Linked DNA regions of Homo sapiens: region 1 is linked to region 2. A link is an interaction called in ENCODE POLR2A ChIA-PET data of the cell type or tissue named here. Cell type or tissue: Panc1. All regions are shown on one strand. Each heading gives the region's core, and the rest is flanking DNA. Links, peaks and the distances in the headings are about the cores only.

What was found. Peaks named below come from ENCODE experiments on the same cell type or tissue, not always from the same donor. Only the 100,000 strongest peaks of a DNase experiment are listed, where the experiment ranks them.
Region 1: POLR2A ChIA-PET joins it to region 2 with 7 read pairs; 2 of 35 experiments call an interaction of 5 or more read pairs at or near these places.

The regions. Positions count from the first base shown.
Region 1 is chr2:31,381,077-31,389,241 of GRCh38, reverse strand. It overlaps XDH (xanthine dehydrogenase), which reads left to right. Exons shown (of 36, transcript NM_000379.4): 7 at 947-1,015; 8 at 1,345-1,431; 9 at 2,687-2,828; 10 at 5,395-5,487; 11 at 6,090-6,241; 12 at 7,516-7,609. Among named protein-coding and RNA genes, the nearest start is that of XDH, 30 kb to the left of the region's middle. RefSeq lists an enhancer at 5,674-6,215. In Panc1, for the core only: no CTCF peak of the experiment used is centred there; a DNase peak (open chromatin) is centred at 4,309.
Region 2 is chr2:31,220,433-31,227,673 of GRCh38, reverse strand. It overlaps a transcript of CAPN14 not described here. Among named protein-coding and RNA genes, the nearest start is that of CAPN14, 6.5 kb to the right of the region's middle. In Panc1, for the core only: no CTCF peak of the experiment used is centred there; no DNase peak of the experiment used is centred there; H3K27me3 peaks cover 1,471 bases.

The sequences.
Region 1 (8,165 bases), core at 1,524-6,523, 160 kb before region 2:
AACGAGTTGTGAAACAGACTCTGGAAAATGCCAGCATGGCATGGTGTCTCCTGTGGCTGACTTGCAGAAGGACTGCTCCCAGCCTGCTTTTTCAGGAATTGACTACCCGATAAAAGTGCCTGAGGCAGAACCTATGAGTTTCCCCTACTTTTTCATCTCAGCACAACTCCAGGACTCTGTCTTCTGAAGCCCTGAGCTGCAGATCAGTCAGCTGAGTGCGCCCCTCTGCCACCCTGCAGTGCCTCGGTGCTGGGTGGTAGTGATTCTAGACTCTGTGTGTGCTCTGCCACTGGTATCCTAAGAGGTCCTGAGCAAGTCTTTTCCCAGAGATGCTGGGTGGTCTGACCTGCATACTTCTCCAGAACAGGCCCACAGTGAGGAGTGAAGGGTGTTTACCTTTCTGGGAAGAAGTGCCTAATAAGCAGTAGGGAGGCCATTGGGCACACTGGCTGGACACAGTGCTGGGCTCAGCACCCGTCTTGGACATCCTTTGGCAGGGTCCTGCAGAGAGCCCAGCCTGGGAGACACCAGCCACGCCCCTAGAACCTTGCTGATCTGGAAGTCAAGCCTCTTGAGTCTTGAGAGAGCCAATGGGAATATCCCTCATAGACGCTTCCTGAGGAAGCAGCACTGAAGAAGAGAAATGGGCATAAGGGATAGGTTTTGATAAAGTAGGACCTAGCTTTTATGGAGAAAAGTTCCTGAAATTCAGTGGCCTTGTTGCTCCTATTTGTTTATCCATGAGTTGTTTAATCTACGTTAGCCAAGCAAGAGGGAATGTAGCGGAGGCCTCCACTCTGGGCAACAGGCAGGCAGGATGCCCCTGCTGTTGATGCTGGGACAGGCGTCAGAGCTGGAGTGTTCTGGATATTAGTAATCTAGATTCCTTAGCTTCTGCAAATACTCTTTGTAAATACCCTTGTGCAGATGTTCATCATCTCTCTAGGATGGTGGATGCTGTGGAGGAGATGGGAATAATCCAAATTGCTGCATGAACCAGAAGAAAGACCACTCAGTAAGTGAGTTCTTCTCCCCCTGGAAGCCTGGGGGTAATCTGAGACTTAGAGGAGTCAGTGCACGAGCTCCATGTCCCTGGCGGTGGGGGCTGGAAGAGGAACCTACGGTGAGTCGGTGATGGCAGACTGTGGGGATGGTGATGGTGCACGTTAGCCCCGGGTCCTGTAACTGAGACTCTCTCATTCCTGCCTCCCAGGGATTACCTGCTCCTCTTGCAGCCTGCAGGGGGCTGGGAATGAGCTTGCTGGAAGGAAAGGCTGAATTGGTCCTCTTGGGTGTTTGAAAGGAGGAGATACTGCATCACCTACCTGTTCTCTTTCCCCATAGGTCAGCCTCTCGCCATCTTTATTCAAACCAGAGGAGTTCACGCCCCTGGATCCAACCCAGGAGCCCATTTTTCCCCCAGAGTTGCTGGTAGGTGATGCCTCAGGGACAGATCCAGCCGGGTCTGTACTGTGAGTCCCTGGAAACCTGCTTTATTTTCATACCCACTGGGAACTTTGTGTCTTTCTTGTCCTTTATGTTTCAGCTTAAATTTCCCTTCCATTTTCTGACACTCCCCTAGGTTGAGTCTCTGCTATGTGTACCCACAGCCCCTGCACTTCAGTTCATGTGTGTCACAGTTACAGTTATTAATTTGATGTCTGTGTTCCTTGCTAAATGACAAGCCCCATGAGGATAGGGACTGGCTCTCTAGGCACACTGTGTAGTGTAGCAGGTTCACTATAACCATTTGTTGATCTCCTGCCTATATCTAATACATAAGCACTCCAAGAAACGTATTCCCTCTATAAGCAATCCATTTATTTAAAACAAAACAAAACAAAACAAAAAACGAGAGCTCTCTTCAAAGGACATGATCTGCAGCTCACAGCTCTGTCTTAAGGAAACCCCCTCACACCCACTTTATCACCATCACTCTAATATTTATGGCAACGAAAGAATCAAGCCACTCGGAGTTTTTGAAGTGCACACTTCTCAGAGTTTTGAGCTATGAAAACTACCTTGTAGCTTCAACAGGCCAGAGAGAATGGCTTTGCAGCAGGCCACCAGCAGATCTTTCTCTGGACTGTGAAACTTTGAAAATACTGGCAGTTCGATTTGAGGGCTTCGTTCTCAGCCCAGTGTCTTCCTGCAAGCACTAAAGCCAGCCTTCCTAGGCATCCCCTTATAACAAACTCCTTCCTTCCTTCCTTCCTTCCTTCCTTCCTTCCTTCCTTCCTTCCTTCCTTCCTTTCTTCCCTCCCTCCCTCCCTCCCTCTCTCCCTCCCTCCCTCCCTCTCTCCCTCCCTCCCTCCCTTCTCATGCCTTGTCCATGGTGCCCCCTGGAGATATTATGGGGCACTGCAAGGAATCTGGCTTTCAGCCAGGTCTGTTGGGGACCCCTCATGGCAGGTGACCTTCAGCAGGTCCCATAACCTCCTTGACCCTCAGGATCTTCTTTCACTGGTGAAAATGAGGCTCATAATGCCTCCTTCATGGAAGTCTTGTAAAGACTAGTCCCAATGGAGTTCCTGCCTCTGAACATATTACTTCCCCTTGCTTCTTCCTGTTAGATATTTTCATTCTGAATGTCAGTAAAACATCCCATTGAGGACTTAAAGCAATTTATAAGAGGAATGACAGTAGGAAGAGGGAGACAGTGTAGTAAGAAAACTGCATTTCCCAGAGGCTGAAAGACACTCCTCGGAAGCAGCTGCGATTTGAAGGGGAGCGTGTGACGTGGATACAGGCCTCAACCCTCAAGGAGCTGCTGGACCTCAAGGCTCAGCACCCTGACGCCAAGCTGGTCGTGGGGAACACGGAGATTGGTAAGGGCCAGGGAGGCTGCCCTGGGGCTGCCAGGGGGTCTGGGGGTGTTTCTAGGTCCTCTTGCCCATCCTCACCTCCCCCTGACTTTACTTGCCTCTGCACCCTATCCCTCTGCCCCACTGACTACCTGGAGCCCACTGGAAATCCCTGGACACTCCAGTTCCTGCAAAGGCCCCTAGCTGTGGAGTCCCACAGGCCTGGCTCAGCCCCTTGCTGGATGTGTGACCTCAGAAAAGTTGCTTGTCCTCATCTACCCTCATTTTCTGTTTTTTATATGGGGATACTAACAACTCCTTGAAGGATTGTTTTGGGTGTGAAATGAGATCCTTGCATGTAGTTGACTTCTCTCCACAAACATTTACAGAGCACCGAGCATGAGCCAGGTACTCTGGAAGGGGCTTGGGATACAAAGCTCAATTGGACATGGTTCCTTGCCTTCAAGGGCCTTCTAGTCTAAGGGAGGAGGAACTAATTTAAGCAAAGTGTCTAGGCCAGTGGCTGATGGACACTAGAGGTTCCATAAATGTCGCTTTTGACCCCACCACCCCACTTTTTCTGGGGGAGGATGTGATAAGGTAAAGAAGAGGAGAGCTCCAGGTGTGACTGTGTTTGTGTTGCCTATGACCATGGCCACCTGCCCTGTCAGTGCTACCACCTAGGACGTGAGGCCTGGAATAGTTGAACAGGCTGGGAGACTCAGAATATGCACCTCTCAGCCCCAGTGCTGTAAGAGATGGGGAGAGGTTCCCAGGTCCCTGCTAATCTCTGTCGATTTCTAAACCTGGCATGGCCTATTTCTACTTTGCTGGATCCCAAGCCTAGTGAGGATCTAAGGAGGAGACCGTGGGACAGCTGAGGACCTCTGCTGTGGAGGGGCATGCTCTCCTTCTAAGCAGTCAGGTCCTGGCTCTGGTTCCTGAAGGAGCTGCCAAGCCCTGAGTTCTGGTTGGCTCCTCAGCCACAGAGAGGAGAGCCTGGCTTGGGTCAGTGCTGATGGAGTCAGAATGGACGCCTCCCTCGTGCGCACATATACATAAGATAGAGTCCCCAACTGTGGTTTTGTGACACACTGAGGCAGCAGGGTGGGCTGAGACACACCTCAAGAAATGTGATCTTGATGGCCATGGCTCAACAGGACTCATGGCTCATGTAGCTCAGGTGTAGCTTGATTTAAGGTGGCTGGGGGAATCTTAGGAGGTCCTTCTTTTTTTTTCCTCAAAGACAGGGTCTCACTCTGTTGCCCAGGCTGAAATACAGTGGTGCAATGTCACCATAGCTCACCTCAAACTCATGGGCTCATGTGGTCCCCCACCCCAGCCTCAAGGGGATCATTTCACACTTGCATGCTCCCTGCCATGAGCCATCCAATGTCCTGGGCCCAGTTGGATTCCAAGAGAAATGAATAACAAAGATTACCTAAGTTCCACAATTAGAAATGATTTCTCAAGACCATTTCCTTCTGCGCCACTCCCTTCTCTCTTATACATACCCCAATAGCATAGTCACCTCCAGTCAACGCAGAGTGTTGGGGGAAGGCAGACAAAGAGAAAACCTTAGTAACGTAGAACTTGCTGCTTCAATCTGTGTTCTTTGTCCTGGAAGCTGATATTCAAAAGGGGCTGGTATTCAGGTGCTTCTAGGATTTCTGAAGGGAGCTTTGAAGATTCTGGAATCTGGGGATCCACAAAGCCTAGGGCCCCCTTCAGAAATCCTAAACAGCACCTGGGGGGAAGGGGGGGCAAAGAGGTCACAGGTATTTCTTTTTTAACCTTTTCCATCTATACACTGTTGGCAGGGCTGGGAGAGGTGCTGAGCCAACTGGGTCTAAGGAACAGAGGCACACTTGTTTAACAGAGGCTTCTGACTCATTTAGTCAGGAAGGCCAGAAACCACACACAGATGTGTGGCCCCGCAAAGCCAGACAACTTGAAGAACTCAGGCAGATAGTGGGAACTGGAGGACAGATTTGAAGTTTTCCCTCCCATTTTCCTTTTTTGTTTTAATGTTAAACTTTCATGTTTTTATTACGATTATACCCCAACACGAATAATCATTCCAGTACTGAAATTTGGTTATTCTTAGCTGTGTGATTTGGGCAAGAAACTTAACTTTTCTGTGCCTCAGCTTCTTCATCTATAAACAGAAAAATCATAGTACCTCATAGGGTTGTTGTGAGCATTAATTAAGTTAAAATAGGGAAAGTGCTTAGAAGGGTTCCTGACATACCTTAATTTCCTGTGTTTTCTAATGTACACAAACACACACACACACACACACACACACACACACACACTAGAGTGAATTCAAACTCATTTCATTTGAATTCAGGTAGGTTTTTTGAGAGGGAAAGAAAGACCTAGTTTTGGGCTGACAGTCCAAAGACTGCATCTAATCCCACCCCTGGTCTACTGAGTTTCCTATTCCCAGACACCTACAGTCACCAGAGAGCATATTATGATTGTGGATATGTCATATATCCTGTGTGTAATGGTGAGAAAAGCTGCTAAGGCCTGCCCTGGTGATACAACAATGGGCCTACAACTTCAGCTTCTTGTTTCTCTCTAGGCATTGAGATGAAGTTCAAGAATATGCTGTTTCCTATGATTGTCTGCCCAGCCTGGATCCCTGAGCTGAATTCGGTAGAACATGGACCCGACGGTAAGAGGAGGTTCACTCCAAGCTTATGGAGGGGCTGTGAGGCTGGGGATAGGTTACAAGGTGGGTGGCAGGTATCAGGGTGGTCTCCCCACTGGCTCTGGCTGCCCCCTGCTTCTCCTGGGGCTCACCTTGCACAGGGAAAGGCGGGAGGAGACCCCATTCATTGCTGAAACATCCATGGTAGGGTGCCAGTGGGCAAGAGGCTGCGGGATCTTCAATCATTTTTCTCAATTCTGGCTACACATTAGAATCACTCATGCGGGGGTGGGGAGGTGGGGATTGTGCCTGAGTGCTTTTAAAAAGAATGCTAGGACTTCACCTTCAGAGATTCTGATTTTAATGAGTTGAGAACTACTGGTTTAGAGGAAAGAGCATTGGTTGTAGGATCAAGAGGCCCAAGCTTGAGTACTGGCTCTTTTATTAGCTGTGTGGCATTGGTTAGGTCACTCAACCACTCTGGGCCCTCATTTCCTCATCCATGGAAAGCTGTGAGTCCTGATTCAGCCTTGCTCCAGTTGCTGGAAAGCTTCAGAGGAGCTGTGCATGAAAGCCTCTTCTGAACTGTGGGAAGAATTGCTGTGATTCCGAACGTGCGTTCCCAGGTATCTCCTTTGGAGCTGCTTGCCCCCTGAGCATTGTGGAAAAAACCCTGGTGGATGCTGTTGCTAAGCTTCCTGCCCAAAAGACAGAGGTGTTCAGAGGGGTCCTGGAGCAGCTGCGCTGGTTTGCTGGGAAGCAAGTCAAGTCTGTGGCGGTGAGTCGCTCTCAGAAGCAAGCGAGGCCCGTAGGATGGAGCTTTCATCTGAAAGCAGGGCAGCCAGACTCTCACTGTGTCAGTGCAGTGGGCCTCAAACTTTAGCGCTTAGAGTTGCCTGGGAGGAGCAGTGCTTGTTAAAGTGCAGATTCCTGGGCCCCACCCTCAGAGATTCTGATACATGGGTCTGGGATGTAGCCCAGCTCTTCAGGTGCTTCTGATGAAGGTGGTCTGTGGGGCACCCTGGGAAATGCACTCCACGACTCATAGGCTTCATTCTGTGGTTGCAGAGATGAGGCTTCCTGCCTCCCTCCCCCTTCCTGAGCTTGGCTGAGCCAAACAGTAGGTGAACAAGAGATATGGATATGCTAGGGAGAAGTCAGAATTGAGAGGGGAATTTCCTTTCAGAGCTATAGGGAGAACCAGAGACAGAGCCCTCCCACAGAGGGAGGAATACACCTGTTGATTATTCAGTCAGCCTTCAGACAAGTCCCCACATTCCCAGTTTGCAAATGGTGGCATTCGAACACCCTATGCCAATGGAAGCTCTTCACAACAGTTTATGGTGTCGGAAGAAAAGCTATCTCTTCCATTTTTAAATTGTTTTTTTAAATTAAAACAAAACAGCCTACTCCTATTCCTCCCAGCCCCCACCCCAAGTACCTGTCACTTCTGATTATAGATAAGGAAACATAAACTGTAGATAAGGAAACATAAACTCAAAAACTCTGCTGAGTTCCCTAGTTCTGCTAAAATCTATTTCCAGGAAGAATTGTATTTTCATCGTGCAACTGATTTTCTTCCTGTTTTCTAATAACGAGAACCCTGTATCTGATTCTTCTTACATTTTTTTTGCCAAGTTACCAGGAAGTTCAGATCCAAATAGAGCAAATTGTTCAACCTTAAGTCTTCCTCCTCTCTTTCCTTGATCTTTATCTTCTATTTTACTAAGTCTATATGGCCTCTGTGATAAATCACCTCAATCCTTTCGGGAAAAGGTTGGGTGAAATCATCAATCAAACACACACACTTAAAGGGGCTTGCCTGCTAAAATTTTAGAGTGGGGATCCAATCTCAAGTATTCTGATTTCAAATTTTGCGCATTTTTCAGAATGCCGAAGTTCTCACTATGCTGGTATTGTGACTACAGTAGGCACAGGACCTCAGGGGTTTGCCTGCAGCAGGTGTCACCTGGCTGGTATGTTCAGGAGCCTGCTACGTGAGCAGGGGTTTCCTGGGGTGGGCTCTCACTGCATGCTCTCTGCTTGTTTTAGTCCGTTGGAGGGAACATCATCACTGCCAGCCCCATCTCCGACCTCAACCCCGTGTTCATGGCCAGTGGGGCCAAGCTGACACTTGTGTCCAGAGGTGAGCTGCCTGAAGCAGAGGTCCAGGAAGAAGGACTTGGGGGAGAAAAGTCTCACCAGATAGGTCATTTTCTGGAGAAACAGAGCTCAAAGTTCAGTGACCCAGCTTTCCCTGTGATTTGGATCCAGGGAAGCATGGAGAATGTACCTGGTTTGGTGGACGGGAAAGCTGGATATTTTCTCTGTAGAGAATTCACAGCAGGAACTGCTACCTGCATGCCTTACCTAGTGGGGTACTGGGGCTGGGATGCACTGGCTCACCACAGCCTGCTGTTGGATCTTCAGGAATTCTGTGAACCATTTGTGAAACACAGTTATTAATAAAAATCAGGCCAAGTGCGGTAGTGCGGTGGCTTATGCCTGTAATCCCAGCACTTTGAGAGGCTGAGGCAGGAGGATTACTTGAGGTCAGGAGTTCAAGACCAGCCTGGCCAACATGGTGAAACCCCATGTCTACTAAAAACACTAAAATTAGCTGGGTGTGGTGGTGTGTGCCTTTAGTCCCAGTTCCTTGAGAGGCTGAGTCAAGAGAATCACTTGAACCTGGGAAGCGGAGG
Region 2 (7,241 bases), core at 1,602-6,601:
CTCATCAGTGAAACCAGGGTAAGAGAAACACCAAAGGCAGAAAAGTGCCAATGACGCTTCACAATGTTGTTGTGGGGATAAAATGAAACAATGTAGGTCAAGGACCTGATACGTTTTTATAAGTCTATAGTAAGCGCTCAATAAATAGTTCCCTTTCCCCTTGGATGAATGAGTACTGAACGTGCACAAGGAAAGGGAAGTCTAGAATAAAAATACACAGGTGAGGGAACTGTGCTTAGGAAGTTTATAAGCCAAAAAGGAGATGAAGAAAGAGGGTCTGTCTGAGTCTAGTTGATGGGCTGTCCAGGAATAACACTCCCCATTCATACCATCGGTACCACAGCTACTTAATTGCTGGAATGCGGCTGTCTCATACATAGCAGCTCTCCTTGGCAGAAAGTCAGTTTCATCCCTGGGTGCAGCAGGAGCAGAGCTAACCTGAGAAATCCAATATTACACGGAGGAAAGCCCACACCACGAGAGGCAGCGGTGTGTATCTGGTTTTAATAAGATGCCTGCTTCTAAGAACCTCAACTTCCAAAGGCAAGACATTTGCTACCTGCAAGATGTGAGCTATAATTCGAAAATCTCCTAATTATGGTCAGTGTCTGCTTTTGTAGCACAGGTGTTTCCAGAGCGTGGGCATCTAGTCCTCATGGCAATCCTGAAGAGGAAGATAGGGATGTTTCCCAGAGGGAAACTCAGGTGCAGAGAGGTAGGAAACTGCCCACACAGGCATCTTTGATTGAGCTATCTATCATCCTACTCACTTTCCCCTCAGTCCACAAAAAGTGGGAGGCAGCTTACCGAAATCCCTTGAATTCTAAAAAATAAATGAACCCTTGAGGCAGCTGATATGAGGGGAATGGGCAGGTGAATGGTACAGAAATATCAGAGGGAGATGAGCAGGAGGCCCCCAGAGGTGAGCAGCCATCACACTGGGCTCTGAGCTGCTTGATCAGTGCAAAAACAGAAACAAGTTATTAGTTCCAAACCCAAATATATCTGTCTGTCCCTGCCAGCAGGATCTTGATTGCACCATCCCACTCAACAGCCTCGCTTGGGTAAGGGAAACACCAAAAGCAGAAAAATCCATGCTGAAGGACCCCAGGACCAGCACCAGTTCCTGAGCATCTTTCCCGGGCTGTAAGTGTTGTTTACATGTCTGTCTCTTTGCCAGGGGAGATAGAGGAAGCACCTTGAGGAGAAAAGCTCTCTTTTAACCCTGCACAGGGCTGGTGCAGGCACTGAAGTTGACTCATTCCTGATGTGGCTTTTGACAAGCAAACAAAGATTAGAAATGTGAATTACCTGTAGTTGGCCAATTATTATAACCTTATATGTTATAACAGATAAGTCTATGACTACAAAAATGTCTGTGAGCACAGAGAACCTGATAAAGGCAGAACCTATGAGCGTGGGATATTTAAAAATACACAGGCAGACAAAGTGGGGTATTAAAGTTTGGGGTGATAATGTATCAGGAATTATTTCCGCATTCTTTACTAGTTCTCTCGGTTCAATGATCTTCTGTTCTCCTTTGATTTGTCAAATCTTAAAGATAAATTATTATAAATTATTAGATAACACAATCCTTATTTCAGAGTTATCTATTTTGTTTCCATGAGTTATTTGCCTAAATTAGTATTATGCCATTTAAATTACAACAACTTTTGATAAATTTTAATATCTGGTATGAATAGTCGCCCTCCCTTACTAGTATGTTTTTAAAATTTCTTAGATATTCTCACTTTCTTCTTATTTTCATCATTGTCTTCCTCCTCCTCTCCCTTTCTGTCTTTTATTTTTTCCAGTTGAAAAGTAATTATGAAAATTTGGGGGTAATTTTGCTTCAATCTTTTCTTTTGTGCACTTATATTTAACTTACCATCTGATCTTTTCCCCCAGTCAACACCATACCACCAGTGTTTTTACATATCCTGAAAAAATATTCCAATAATTAAATTGAAATGAATGCTAATATTCAGCCATATGGAAATTCTGTAATCTAATTAACTATATTCAATAATGGACAGATAAGTCATTTGCAAAATTATTGTCAACAATAATAAAAGCTCTATTTCAGAGTTATCTATTCTGTTTCTGTGATCATCATTGAAAGATGAACATTTTTGTATGTAAATATTCATCCATGGTTTTATTTTCTTTGTATATATTTAATAAATGAAATTATTGGGAATATTATTAATGCTTTTGATACTTATCACCAAATTGCTTTCCAAAAAAGGCACATCAATTTATATACTTACCACAATGATATCAGAGTTCCTACATTTTTTTCTCTCACTCCAGCCCTGTATGTTATTATTTTAAAATATTTTCATTTTATTAAAATGTAGTTATCTCTCATTTAAAAATTTAAAACTTATTATTTTAAAATATCCATCAATTTGGGAAGTGAGAAATGATAGACTTTTAAAAATCAGTATATATTTTATTATGAAAAAGTTTTGAAATTGTTTATGAACCATTTATATTTTTCTGATTGTCTATTTTTTCCCTTATTTTTCTAAAAGCATTTAGTGTTTTTCGTATTGTTTTGAAAGAGTTTTTAATTTTTACAGTAAGGACATTTATTAATCTTTTGTCTGTGTCTAATCCAAGTTAATTTTAATGTTTCGCCAATTACCTTCTCCTTGTCTTCTCTCTCCTACAAAACCGAATCATTGGGATCTCTTAATCAGAATCTCATTAAAACTGTGAATTAATTTTAGGAATGACATATTTTTAATACTTAATCTTTCCCTCCAGGAATATGACATGACTGTCTATTTATTCACAAATCTTTTATATCTCTATAAACTTTTTATAGTTCTCCTCAAATAGGTCAAAAACATTCCTTGATTATTCTCAGATATTTTATAGTTTATTATTATTACAAATGAAATATTTCTATTATGGTACCTTCTAACTGGTTATTGTTATATATAGGAATCCCATTAATTTAAACAATATATATAGTTATTTTATTTACTATTTATTAATTTTAGTTTATTCTTTGTTTTTCTACTTACATAAAGATTATCAACCAGTGCTTTTCTTTTTTATTAATACTATGTTGGTTTATAATGTATATTTCATATTTTGGCTACAATTTTCAGAACAGTGTTGAAAACAACAAAGATGTGAGCATTCTTGTTTTGTTCATGATTTCAATGATATCCTGGTACCTGTCTGGATTCTTTTTTCTCTCCCCACCTCAACTTCTTCACCCCTTGGCTTGGGCATGATGATCTCTTTGAACACTTATTTTTTCCTTTTGGCTGGATAAAAAAAATATTCTACCAAAGCAAAGCATCTAGTGTGTAGTATCTTCTCAGCTTTAACAGACATATATATTTGTATGTGTATAGAAGCCTTCATATGTAAATGTATATGTGTGTTATGTACTGAGTGTTCTTTCCTGGGAGCCTGGGTAGATGGTGGTGCCATCAATGGAAGCTGAGACCGTAGAAGAGTCTCAGGAGCAAGCAGTCAGTTTGAGGAGTTCTCTATTGATAGCCACAAGAATACTAAAGCACTGCCCCAGTCTCTTCTCAAAAGGCTTTTCCTTTACAGGATGGGACGGAATTCACATGTTAAAGAGACAAGAGATTTAACTGATGACACACTCAACGTGGATCAATACTGAGATGTAGTTGCGAAAAATGACGATGGGATTCAGGCTGTATGAAAACAAACATAGGAAAAAATGACTATCAACATTGATGGAGAGCCTGTTATATGTCAGGTGTTATGCTAAGTATTCTTACATAGATGACTTCATTTCATTTGCACAGTGACAGCTCAAAATGTCATTATTCTCCCAGATAAAGAAACAGAAGCGGCCAGGCTTGGTGGCTCATGCCTGTAATCTCAGTACTTTGGGTGGCCAAGGCAGGTGGATCACGAGGTCAGGAGTTCGAGACCAGCCTGGCCAACATAGTGAAACCTCATCTCTACTAAAAATACAAAAAATTAGCCACGCGTCGTGGTGGGCGTCTGTAGTCCCAGCTACTTGGGAGGCTGAAGCAGGAGAATTGCTTGAACCTAGGAGGCGGAGGCTGCAGTGAGCCGAGATTGTCCCACTGCACTCCAGCCTGGGACTCCATCTCAAAAAAAAAAAAAAAAGAAAAGAAAAAGAAAAAGAAACAGAAGCTTAGTACTTAAAATGAGGCAGAGTAGGGGAGGTGTCACTGTCTTTCTGAAGGGTAGGATGTTGAACTGACTGATGTGCTCCAGATGGGGTCTGATGGGACATATTTAACAGTGAGGGAACTGGTCACCCTAAACTGTGCTGTGTGAATAATTTAAGGAGCTAAAAATTTGAAAGTTACATTTGAAGTGCTGTCACATGGGCTGGTGAAAACTCTGGATAGAGGGTGAGCCAAAGATAATCAATTTAGTACCGTGGTATTGCCCACTTGCAAGATTTCCGTTTCTTTCTGCATCTGCATGCTGATAACCTTAAACATTCCTGTCTCCAGTTTACACTTCTCCTTTTGTCTTAGTCAGTTTAGGCTGCTAGGACAAAATGCTGTAGATTGGGTGGCTTATAAACAATAGACATTTATTTCTGGCTGCTCTGGAGGTTGGAAGCCCGAGATCACGGCACCAGCATAGCTGGGTTCTGGTGAAAGTCTTCTTCCAGGTTGCTTGTTGCCAACTTCTTGTTGTATCCTCACATGGCGGAAAGTTGGCAGGAGAGTTCTCTGGGGTCCCTTTTATAAGAGCCCTAATCCCATTCATAACTCCGATTCATAAATCCCATTCATTGCTCCACCCTCATGATCTAAGTACCTCCACAAGGCTCCATCTCCGAATGTGATCACACTGGGGGTCAGGATTTCCACCTGTGAATTTTGGGAGGTCGCAAACATTCACTCCGTAACATCTTTGAACTCCAGATCTTTTTCTGACACTTTCACTTGGATATCCTGTAGACCAATCACACCTAGTCCAAGGGGTTAAAAGGTTCTCAAAAACCTCTCAGTAAGCACCAAATCCAATCATTAGTGAATAATCACAATTATGATTTTCAAAAAATGTATTGAGTGCATATTATGTACCAGCCCCTGGACTAAATGTTTTATATTCATTACAAAACAAACAATTGAATTTTTCCACTAATCATGTAAAGTATCTATCATTCCCATTTTGTGGATGATAACACTGAGGCTCTTAGAGGTGAGTTGCTATCTTGAGGCTATCCAACTAGTAAGCAGTAGCATCAGGGTCAAACTGCAGGCTGATCTGACTCCAAACGTAAGCTCTTTCTAGGATGCAAACTCCACATAATTCCAGAGAGGGCAGGTCAAAGTGAAGGTTGCTATGTGTTCGGGAGGCCCAGGTATGAAGGCCACCTAAGCGACTAATGTTTTCAGAGCTGCTTCCTCTTTCGAAAAAGCCCAGACTCAAAGACTTACTAGATATCATGCTTTTCAGTTGAGGGGAAGTTTGGTCTTTTATGCTTTGAAAGGCACAGATAAACCTTTCCTTGGAACTGTAGGAGGAAAATTCATTTCAACATAAGTCTCTTCCATGTTCTATTGAAAACTTTTGCCCACACAACTCCATAAAAGTGTGTTATTTTCTGTACATAGAGAATCCCTCTATTTTAAGATAATGCAAGCCTTAGGATGGCTATTTGACATAGTTGTTAAGGTGAGGAATTCCTTTGACTGGCAGACCTGAGGCATCCATGCTAGACACAGTGCTTCAGAGGGTTGTGTGTGAAAAACTCCCAGGAATTGGGGCTGCTACATTGGCAACTGTGCTAGAGCCCTCACTCTGGCTGGGGTGCTGCTGACTTCAAGGCACTTTGTCCCTCTTTTCTTGCATCTTCTGGGCATCAGTCGCAATGTCTTATTCACTTTTGTATCCTTGAAATTAGTCATGGTTTATTTACCACCAGGGCTTCTTTCCGACTATACCCCAATGACATGAAACAGAAGCCTTGCAACCGTCTCTCGGAAGGAAATGCAGAAACCACGCTGTTCTCCCTGGCGATCAGTGTTCCCTGTCATGAGCATCATAATGGCAAATACAAATACATTTTCTGCCAAGAAAGATAGGTAGTTTACAAGTCAGAAGGAAAACAAAGCCAAAAGTAAACCAAAAAAAAACCAAACCCCAAAAAGGCAGATGAACACAGGTAAAACTGTGAGACACTTGGAGAAAATGATATCAGGAACAAAGAAAGGGTCAAGAAGAGAATGGTTAGAAATATGTTCCTTAGTAGTGTATTGATTTGGACCCATTAAACAATGCCAAGTACACAATTAAAATAGAGGCAGAAAATAAGAAACATGCACTGTACCTGCCTTGCCTCCCTGATTGGCATGGCTCACAGCCCTGTCCCCAAGCCCTCCCCAGACAGAGCAGTCCTTGTCAATCAGAATTCACTCAAATTATTTGTTATGAATAAATGTTCTTGAAATTTTAATTAGCTCTCTGATAACTTAGGAAAACACCCTTCTGTTGAGAAAATAGCTTGTCTGTGTTTATTTTTCAAACTTCATAGTGAATTTCTTAACGAATATTTTTCTGTGACATTCTAAAAATATTGTGAATGTGAAGGATTTAATAACTTAGGTCTTGGAATTTACTTTGAAACCTTGGCGATGACTTTTCATTTATGAGCTACCCCACAAAGCCTCTTTTTATTATCTCGGTTCTTGGATAAATTTCTAATGCTTGAAAGTTATATATGGAATCATCAATTTTTCCTTTCATTCTTCTGAACTTGTTATTGTCTTTTCTCCCACTCACAAATCAAAGCCCTTCTCTTCTCCTTGTTGGATCCTGGTTTTGAAAATGTATAACCAAACGAACAAAAATCAGGTGGAAAAAAACATCAAGGAATAGCATGACTTGTCAGTTAGTGGCGTGATCTTGGCTCACTGCAACCTCTGCCTCCCTGGTTCAAGCGATTCTCCCACCTCAGCCTCCTGAGTAGCTGGGATTACAGATGTGTGCCACCACACCCAGCTAATTTGTGCAGTTTTAGTAGAGTTGGGGTTTCACCATGTTGGTCAGGCTGTTGGTCATGTTGGTCTCCTGACCTCGTGATCCGCCTGCCTCGGCCTCCCAAAGTGTTGGGATTACAGGCGTGAGCCACCATGCCTGGCCGTCAGTTAGTTTTATGAAGCTTTGGTGCTGCTGCAGCCACCACAGCCTGACATCCCCTGTCTGTGGGGCTGCCAGAAGTAACCCTGGCCAGGGTAATGCTACCCCATGAC